Linked DNA regions of Homo sapiens: region 1 is linked to region 2. A link is an interaction called in ENCODE POLR2A ChIA-PET data of the cell type or tissue named here. Cell type or tissue: K562. All regions are shown on one strand. Each heading gives the region's core, and the rest is flanking DNA. Links, peaks and the distances in the headings are about the cores only.

The links. Peaks named below come from ENCODE experiments on the same cell type or tissue, not always from the same donor. Only the 100,000 strongest peaks of a DNase experiment are listed, where the experiment ranks them.
Region 1: POLR2A ChIA-PET joins it to region 2 with 5 read pairs; 13 of 35 experiments call an interaction of 5 or more read pairs at or near these places.

Annotation. Positions count from the first base shown.
Region 1 is chr9:5,610,673-5,616,063 of GRCh38, forward strand. The region is part of intron 1 of INCR1 (interferon stimulated noncoding RNA 1); the gene reads right to left. Among named protein-coding and RNA genes, the nearest start is that of RIC1, 16 kb to the right of the region's middle. In K562, for the core only: no CTCF peak of the experiment used is centred there; no DNase peak of the experiment used is centred there.
Region 2 is chr9:5,685,445-5,690,835 of GRCh38, forward strand. RIC1 (RIC1 partner of RAB6A GEF complex) reads left to right here. Exons shown (of 26, transcript NM_020829.4): 3 at 4,515-4,594. Among named protein-coding and RNA genes, the nearest start is that of INCR1, 58 kb to the left of the region's middle. In K562, for the core only: no CTCF peak of the experiment used is centred there; a DNase peak (open chromatin) is centred at 2,867.

The DNA of each region.
Region 1 (5,391 bases), core at 240-5,239, 75 kb before region 2:
CAATAGTAAAGAGGGGAATAGCGCCCTCCCCCACAGGCCAAGGGAAGACAAAATTAGCAGGATGTAAGATCTAGCTATTCTTCCCCATGTGGAGATTCTCCTTCCAGTGAACTTTGGAGAACCGTTTATTTTTATTAAGAAAGGCAACATTTTTTGACATGTACAAAGCACTTTCCTATATTTTTATTTTTTAATTTTTGATTTCCATAGGTTTTTGGGGAACAGGTGGTGTCTGGTTACATGAGTAAGTTCTTTAGTGGTGATTTGTGAGACTTTGGTGCATCCATCTCCTGAGCAGTATACGCTGAACCCAATTTGTAGTCTTTTATCTCTCACCCCCTTCCCACTCTTCCTCTGAGTCCCCAAAGTCCATTGTGTCATTCTTACGCCTTTGCATCCCCATAGCTTATCTCCCACTTATGAGTGAGAACATATGATGTTTGGTTTTCCAAGGGAAGGCAATATTTTTATTAGGGGTCTATAAATATTAGTGGCTGTTTTTTAAAATTTGGTATTTCAACTGTAGTCTTCATGATCAGTGATTTAGAAAAATACCATATTGTACTGAAATAAATTTGCTATATATTTATTTCAGATTCTATATTAAAAATTGAAAAATTAGTGTTTTCTGCTGTTTGGAAAATACAGTAAATTTTCTTCTCTAAGTTTTCTTTTGCTAGAGTTTTTATGTGATGTCACGGGCCTCTCCATGCCCTTTGCATTCTCTTCCAAAAATCTGTTCTTGCTGTCAGTTAAGTGGAAATGGTTAGCAACGAAGCAAAATCAAAGTGGACCCACCCAGCTTTTATATCCTGCATGGCTGAGCTTTAATGAAAGTTTGAGTTTTTCCAAAAGTCTGGTCTCTACTGACTGGGAATGAAAAACATTTGGAAAAAAATGCCTTGAGCATGTGAACCATGTAATTTCATTTGAACTAAGGAATTCCAAAAATACTTTGCTTATTGGAAGGGCAGTTATATTGCTGCATTAGAACTTGATATTGAGAAGGATAAGTACTAGTTCTTTTCTCCCTTTTTCTCATAAACATTAAAAAACTTAGACTGAGTGGCTGGGTAGGAAAATAGTGTAAAGAGGCTAAGTTGGACCACCAGGTGGGCTTGCTCTAGAACCTATTCCTTCCTTAGGAGATCCATCTACTCTTCCGGGTTCCATAGAGCCCCACGCAGCTTGAAGCAACCCACTCTGCACTGATGACAATGCAGGGCTTCATCTGGCCATATCTTGATGACTACTTGAACTGAGGCCCAGTCCTTTAGTCAGTTCTGCTCACCGACACCAGTGTAAATGCTATGCCAGTAGCAAAACTGGAATTGCTGGGTCCCTGCTGGGCAATCTGGCCAGAGAACAAAGTAGGTCCTGTTCAGTTTTATGTCTCCATGAGGGGATCAGGTGTTAATATTATTAACTAGCATTTTTGGGAATATGTACTATGTGCTAGTCACAATACTGGATACTTTTACATGGATTACATTATTCAATCTCCGTAACAATCCTCTATGGAATTTTGAAGCTTAGAAAGGTTAAGAAATCAGGTTTTGAAACCAATCAGTCTGACTCCAAAGCCTTTGATCTTCTTTCCTATTTTGTAATCCCTGGCTTTTAATCATGGGTCTTAGTGTACTAGATTGGGATCACAGATAGCAGTGTGGCAGATACAGTTGGTGCCCTGCCCATGTCTCCTGAGCCTTACCAAGTGCCAGCAGCTGGACCATCTTGCTTAATGGCCTTCTCTGGTGGCTGGAGCTCCATATGTGAGCATAGGTTTGAGGAGATGTAATGCCTTAAGTGCAGCCTTTAACTAATGATTGATAGGAGTTGGGGTATGAATACTTCAGCTCCTTTGCTACTCTGGTAGAGTAACTCAGAGGCATGAATTTTACACTGGTACCCAAAATTCTCCAGAGGGATTAAGTCCATTACCCACAGTACTAACCCACTTGAAAACATGCCCTTTTTATTGATTGCCTTCCCTCTTTGTCTCACTTCCCTTGCCCATATTTCCTGAGATCACTACCCAAGTAAGCTACTTGTGTACATATTAATGCCTTAGGATCTGGCTTCTGGGGGAACCAAAACTAAGACAAAGAGCAAAGAAACGGTGGACCTATGAAGAAGGAGGACCCAGTTGGAGTGGATGGGGCAATGCTGGAAGGAAAGCATGGGGTTGCAGTCTCTAGGAAGAAGCCTCTGATGATGGTTTCCTGTTCTTGAAGCTGACAGTGTCATTGTGAGACAGGAGACAAAGGTTTTGGGGGATTATTGAATATTGACACACTGGATGGTTCTTTGATTGCTTGATTGAATGGAATTTCTTTCAGAAGTTCTCTCTTGGTCTGTTCTTTTCAAATGTATTCTATATTTACCCAAGTTTAATAAGAAGAGATTCCAGAAAATGCAACCATTAATAACTGGAATAATGAAAGAAAATGCTAACACGTTAAAAACAGAACATTGAGTAAATGGTCATAAGTAAATGAAAGACAAATGTATATATATAATTTTGGAGGATGTATAATTTACTCATATGGCCTGAATGTGGTAATACTATGTATCATATTTCATGCAAACATAAACTGAATGAGGCTTTTTTTTTTTTTAAGACAAAGTCTCCCTCTGTCACTTAGGCTGGAGTGCAGTGGGGTGATCTCGGCTCACTGCAACCTCCGTCTCCCAGGTTCAAGCAATTCTCCTGCCTCAGCCTCCCAGGTAGCTGGGACTACAGGCGCGCACCACCATGCCTGGCTATTTTTTGTATTTTTAGTAGAGACGGGGTTTCACCATATTGGCCAGGCTGGTCTCAAACTCTTGACCTCGTGATCCACCCACCTCGACCTCCCAAAATGCTGAGATTACAGGCATGAGCCACTGCGCCCGGTCAATGAGGCTCTTTTATACCACTTTTACTACACTTATAGGATCATTTCTCAACTTGTGACTCTATCATCTTTACTGATTAACTGGACATCCAGTGGTGCCCAAATTTTCAGGGAATAACATGGGCATGGGCAAAATCTTGCCTTGTTAAGGTTAATGGTATTGTAAATTGTTAACTATTGCATTTAGGTCGGGCATGGTGGCTCACCCCTGTAATCCCAGCACTTTTGAGTGGCCGAGGCAGGCAGATCACTTGAGGCCAGGAGCTTGAGACCAGCCTGGTCAATATGGTGAAACCCATCTCTACTAAAAGTACAAAAATTAGCCAGGCATGGTGGCAGGCACCTGTAATCCCAGCTACTGCAGAGGCTGAGGCACAAGAATCACTTGAACCCAGGAGGCGGAGGTTGCAGATTGTGCCACTGCACTCCAGCCTGGGCGACAGTGAGACTGGAAAAAAAAAATCAATTGCATTTACACATTTTAATATCTGTCATTAATTTTATATATTCAACTTCATGTCCGCATTAACCAAGTTTTGCCTGAGACATCATACTTAAATTTACATGGCTGTTATAATAATCTGAAACAAATTGGTTTTTGAAGCAGTCGCTTGGGGTATTGTTAACACATTCATGAAGAGCAAACTTAGAAATGCCCATTATTTTTTATAAAATCTGTAGATTCAGAGAGGAAAATAAAGTTGTAAGTAGACATTTCTTCTTCTGAATACTCCAACCACAAGAAGGAACTGTATGAGCAATAACAGAATATTTTGAGATAATCTTTAGAGTATCTAAGCACTCAATCCCCATTCATTGAGTCTTGAAGACGCCCAATATGCTCACCACATTCCAGTCAAACAGCACTTTCACCAGAGATTTGAGTTACAGAGCTGGATAACCCCTCAATGCTTTTTTTTTTTTTTCTTTAGATGGGGAGTCTCGCTCTGTGACCTAGGCTGTGGTGCGATCTCGGCTTACTGTAACCTCTGCCTCCTGGGTTCAAGCAATTCTCCTGGCTCAGCCTCCCAAATAGCTGGGATTACAGGCGTGCACCACCACACCCAGTTAATTTTTGTACTTTTAGTAGAGACGGGGTTTCACCATGTTGGCCAGGCTGGTCTTAACTCATGACCTCAAGTGATCCACCCACGTCAGCCTCCCAGAATGCTGGGATTACAGGCATTAGCCACCACGCCCAGCCACCCCTCACTGCTTTTTAACAAATACTAACAGGTAAACTGTTTATCTGCTTGATCATAGAAGAACATGGACTCAATGATGAAGTATATATAGGCAATGGTCAACTTTGTTTTCTAATCCACACATACAGCTGATTTAAACCCATGTTTTCATTTACTGGTCAAGATAAAAATATGGAGGGAGTCTTGCTATTCATGCAAACATTTTTGTCTTTACCACACAGGAATCCTCAGAAAACCTCTGAGAACAATATGTTTGCTTGGAGTTAGAGAGGTGTCCAGTTAGGGGAGATGTTGGGACACTTTGCTCCCTTCCTACAGAAGGGATTCCCAAGTCCTACAGAAGAAGATTCCCCTCTAATGGAAAGCAGCACGTAGTGGCAGCATAAGCTAAGAAAACAATCAACTCCTAGGAAACTGTGGAGGACAGTAAGAGCCTGTAGCGCATTACAATGGGCATCCTGAGAAAGTGACCAGGGTACAGGGAGATTCTGCCTTTGGTGTATTATATATTAAATGATGTGGATGGATTAATGTTGTTAAAATATGGAGACTTCTTCCCCCGCCCTTACTCTTCAGCCCCAGTCCCTCCCCTCCTCACCCCCTTCAAAAAAGAAAGAAAAAAGAAAAAGAAAGAAAGAAAATGGTGTTAAAATATGATCCTATTGTTAAATGTTAACTCTTTGATTCATTTATAGCCTTCAACATCATACCTGGGTGATGTGATTCCTTCTTCCCTCTCTTACTTTTACATCCATGGATGTATGCCACAGAAAGATCTACAGCACTGTTTATTTTCAAGAATTCACATGACCCTTTAGATAAATTATTGTTTTCATTTTTGCCTAAGATACACAAGATATTATTCTCCAAGTAAATGTGAAAATACTGATTTCCTTCATTTCTTTAGCAAAGTAATTTTATACATGAAGGATTGAGTAAAAACAAATACCTTAGGAGTTAAAAAAAATGTAGTTAATAAGACAGCCTGACATAAATTATTATATACATTTAGTTGGTGAGAAAATAAGTTTGTGGAAAGAGATGGTATAGTGAAGTTGATAAACTTGGGGATTCTGGGTTCAAGTTTTGACTCCATCACTTTCCAGCTCTGTGAGCCTTGAGCTTCTCTAAGCCCCAATTTCCTCATCTGTAAAATGGGGATAATATGTATCTCATGTGATTGTTGAGAGGATAAAAATTAAATAATGTAAAATGCTTAGAGCAGTATCTAGTACATAAGTGCAGAATAAATGCTAGTTACTGTTATAATTTATGTAACAGTACCAATC
Region 2 (5,391 bases), core at 132-5,131:
AGAACAGAGCCCTCAGAAATAACGCCACATACCTACAACTATCTGATCTTTGACAAACCTGAGAAAAACAAGCAATGGGGAAAGGATTCCCTATTTAATAAATGGTGCTGGGAAAACTGGCTAGCCATATGTAGAAAGCTGAAACTGGATGCCTTCCTTACACCTTATACAAAAATCAATTCAAGATGGATTAAAGATTTAAATGTTAGACCTAAAACCATAAAAACCCTAGAAGAAAACCTAGGCATTACCATTCAGGACATAGGCATGGGCAAGGACTTCATGTCTAAAACACCAAAAGCAATGGCAACAAAAGCCAAAATTGACAAATGGGATGTAATTCAACTAAAGAGCTTCTGCACAGCAAAAGAAACTACCATCAGAGTGAACAGGCAACCTACAACATGGGAGAAAATTTTTGCAACCTACTCATCTGACAAAGGGCTAATATCCAGAATCTACAATGAACTCAAACAAATTTACAAGAAAAAAACAAACAAACCCATCAAAAAGTGGGCGAAGGACATGAACAGACACTTCTGAAAAGAAGACATTTATGCAGCCAAAAAACACATGAAAAAATGCTCATCATCACTGGCCATCAGAGAAATGCAAATCAAAGCCACTATGAGATATCATCTCACACCAGTTAGAATGGCAATCATTAAAAAGTCAGGAAACAACAGGTGCTGGAGAGGATGTGGAGAAATAGGAACAGTTTTACACTGTTGGTGGGACTGTAAACTAGTTCAACCATTGTGGAAGTCAGTGTGGCGATTCCTCAGGGATCTAGAACTAGAAATACCATTTGACCCAGCCATCCCATTACTGGGTATATACCCAAATGACTATAAATCATGCCGCTATAAAGACACATGCACACGTATGTTTATTGTGGCACTATTCACAATAGCAAAGACTTGAAACCAACCCAAATGTCCAACAATGATAGACTGGATTAAGAAAATGTGGCACATATACACCATGGAATAGTATGCAGCCATAAAAAATGATGAGTTCATGTCCTTTGTAGAGACATGGATGAAATTGGAAATCATCATTCTCAGTAAACTATCACAAGAACAAAAAACCAAACACCGCATATTCTCACTCATAGGTGGGAATTGAACAATGAGATCACAGGGAGACATGAAGGGGAATATCACACTCTGGGGACTGTGGTGGGGTGGGGGGAGGGGGGAGGGATAGCACTGGGAGATATACCTAAGGCTAGATGACGAGTTAGTGGGTGCAGCGCACCAGTATGGCACATGTATACATATGTAACTAACCTGCACAATGTGCACATGTACCCTAAAACTTAAAGTATAATAATAAAAAAAAAGAATATGTTAATGAGGGATCTTGGCCTGTAGTTATAATGTCTTTGTCTGGTTTTGTTATGAGGCCTCATAAAATGAGATAGGAAGTGGTTCCTTCTCTTTGGTGTTCTGGAAGAGTCTGTATTCAACTGATATTATTTATTTCTTAAAGAGTTGGTAGAATTTACCAGTGATGCTGTCTCAGCCTAGAATTTTCTTTGTGGAAAGGATTTGAATTGGAATTATAATTTCTTTAACAGACATTGGCTTTTCAGGGTACAGATTTCTTTTCAGTGAACTTTGGTGGTTTGTGTTTATCAAGGAATTTGTCCATCTCATCCAAGTTGTTAAAATTATTGTCATATTAATAATGTGACCTCATTATTCTTTTAATACCTCTAGAATTTGTAGTGATATCACCTCTTTGATTTCTGTTAGTGGCTCTTTTTTGCCTGATCAGTGTGACCAGAAATATGTCAGTTTTAGTGATCTTCTAAAACAATAACAAAAGAACCCCAGATTTTTATTCATTGATTTTATTTTTCTGTTTTCTATTTCATTGATTACCACTCTGATCTCTGTTATTTGCATGCTTCCCCACCCTCCACCACTTGCTTTGGATTTCGTTTGCTCTAGTTTAATTTGTTTCTAGTTTAAGGTAGAAGCTTGTCATTGATTTGAGATTTTCCTTTTTTTCTAATATAAGTATTTTAAGGCTGTAAATTTCCTCTTTAGTACTGCTTTAGCAGCATCCCACAAATTTTGGGATGATGTATTTTTAAAATTTCCCTTTTTCTCCTTTGATTCATGGGTTATTTAGAAGTATGCAGTTAAGCTTCAAAATATTTGTGGGCTTTCCAGAATTTTTTTTATTTGTTTCTAGTTTTGTTCTATTGGGATCAGGAAACATATATTATACACATTTTATTTTTACACACGGTATAAACCCCAGCATACACTGCTATTATTCTTGTTTTAAAGCCTGTTATCTTTTAAAGAAATTTAAGTGAAGCAAATGAAATTTGAATTTAATTAAATATTTTTTTTCTGACTCTTACCCCTGTCATGCGGAGACTCTGTTTATATGTATATTGGGCTACATGAAGTTGTTCCTCAATTCACTGATTTTGTTTCTGTTTTATTTTGGGTTTTTTTGTGTGTGTGTGTGTTTCATTATGGATAATTTTTATTGCTGTGCTTTTCTGATCATTGTCTAACCTGTCATTCATCCAGCCAATGTCTTTTTCATCTCAGATATTTTAGTATTTCTGTTTCTAGAGTTTTGTTTGAGTTTTCTATATTGCCTAACCTTTGGAACATACAGAATATAGTTCACATTTGGAACATTATGAAATATAGCAAAAGGTTTTAATGTCCTTTTGTGCTAATTTTAACATCTGATTGAGTTATGCATTGTTTTGATTGGTTGATTTTTCATTATGTCTCATGTTTGTCTTACTCTTCCTGGACTCTTCAGCTTCTTCTCAACTCTGGAAGTCTGCCAGGCTTTGTCTTAGTGCGCCTTCTAAGTGTGCTGACCCAGAAATTCTCACAAGGCAGTAAGCTGGGTAAGAGTAGGAGGGTCACTTCAGTTGTTTCTTATCTCTCAAGGATGACTGGCCTTCATTGCTTGATGCCAGTGTTTTGAAAAGTATTTCATAGATTTTGTCTGTTTTTGTTGTTGTTGTTGTTCTTGTTTTTTTATGTGTGAAACCTTTGTTATGATTTGATTTGAAGCCATTTTCCTTTTGCTTCCATACTCTCCATATTGCAAGAACATAAAATTGCACATAAAGAATTAGAAAGATGATCTTATCTGAAGAATTTTCACCCTTTTGTTTTTGTATCTTACAGTGTTGAAACTCTAGTTTCAAATACATTATAAAATAGTAAAGTTAATGGTCAAAAAGAAAGCAAACCACCTGGTTTTGCTGAAGAAACTAAGTATTTTCTTGGTCATTCCTTTGAAAAACAGGAAGCCAGAATTAGAAAGTAATTTGAAACCTTGGATAATTTCTTGGTTTTCTTTGGTTCTACTTTGAGTACATGCCCACCTCCCTCTAAAATGATAGGAATTCAGTATTACTGTAAAGTAGTTTGGGCAAAACACTGCCACTTCACTCTGTTAGGCGTAAAAATGTTTGGCTGGAAACAGCTAAATATAATATTTTGTACTTACAGAAATGTAAAATGGTTGTTTGAACTTCACAAATGTATGTATGTCATGACGCAGATGTATGTCATGATCATGTAATAGCACTGTTTTTAATACAATTTCTTTTTTTTTTTTTTTTTTTTTTGAGACGGAGTCTCGCTCTGTCGCCCAGCGGGGAGTGCAGTGGCGCGATCTTAGCTCACTGCAAGCTCCGCCTTCTGGGTTCACGCCATTCTCCTGCCTCAGCCTCCTGAGTAGCTGGGATTACAGGCGCCTGCCACCACGCCCGGCTAATTTTTTTGTATTTTTTTAGTAGAGACAGGGTTTCACCACGTTAGCCAGAATGGTCTTGATCTCCTGACCTCGTGATCTGCCCGCCTTGGCCTCCCAAAATACTGGGATTACAGGTGTGAGCCACCGCGCCCGGCCTACAATTTGTTGTTAAAAAATATTTTGTTAACTTAGAAAAATGAACTAGCTGATACTCAAATTTTGGAAATTAAAGGTTTGCTCTGTTTTATGTCTGTATCTGGGGCTATATTTTGTAGTAAATCAGAGACCAAAAGATTGTTTTTGAAATATATAAATATGCTGTTCTGAAGTTAATACTGTGTAAATTTTGAGTAGAGTAAGCGTTTTGTCTTAAAGGTGTAATAAAGCCATAAAGTGGCATTGTTGCTTTATAAACTTAGAATAATAATTTGCCATATTAGTGCAGAGTTCAAAAAGTACTATATATTTTGCAAAATAGTCACTTACTCATTATTGAATAATGCAGTTACTTGAGAGTATGCATGTCTAGAATACTTTATGAAGTACTGATTTCACTGAAAGATTTTGAAATCTGTAAAAACCCTTTTTTTCAACATGGGTTATATTAAAAAGTCGCTTCTATTTGCATAATTAGGCTATAATTCTCCAAGGGAGGGTATTGGAGAATAAATTTTTTTTCGAAGTAAGAATTTATAAAATTAAAATTCAGGGTTACAGTTATAGCCTTACTCTTTAATTCATGATTAATAAAATTTCTCTTTCAGACGGCAAATGGATACATCTTGTTTTTTCATATTACATCTACAAGAGGGGACAAGTACCTTTATGAACCAGTGTATCCCAAGTAAGTTTGTTGCCTTTCATTCTTTTAATATGTGATTTGCATACTTTATATTCAGAAAAACATTACAGTTTTGAGTTGTCTGTAGTGATTAGAATAAAACTAAACCAGCATTTCCCAAATAGTATTTAAAAAATTACCAGGTCTTTGAACTGTCATTTCTTGAATAAAGAATTCTTTAAGTCTGGGAATCTTGATGATAAACTATATCAAGACTATTTTCTTGGGTATTCAGAATGACTGTTAATATATTCCAGGTCTAGCATTTCTCATTCCTTATTAGGGAAGAGCTAAGAGATCATGAGAGGAAGAGTTGAAATGTTGGTAAGTTACAGGTACTTTTGCATGTGCTTTTGTATATGCATAGAAAAAAAAGAACCTCAGACAGTTATTACCTCTTGGTTTAAATTTGGGAAAAACGTGGACTTTTGCCCTTTACACTGTGTAGTTATGTATATTTTGCATTCTTTTCCTTATAGCAGGCCTTAACTTTTGAAATAAAAGAACATACAATTGTAAAGCATTCCATCTTTTTTTTTTTTTAATCAAGCCATAAAGCCAGATAAAAATATAAGAGCATTTATCACATTTCTAGATGGTGGAAGATATCCAAAGTTTAATAGGTATATAAGAAATTAGAAAGACAGATTTTACTGTGTGAAAAGTTTAAATTTTTGAATATTAACAGAAAAAAAGAAAAACATTAACAGCAAATAACTTGGGAAAAATATTTGTGGTAAATAGGGCCAAGTCTTACTACTTTTATATAAAAGAGATATATAAATTGCCAATAAGCACAC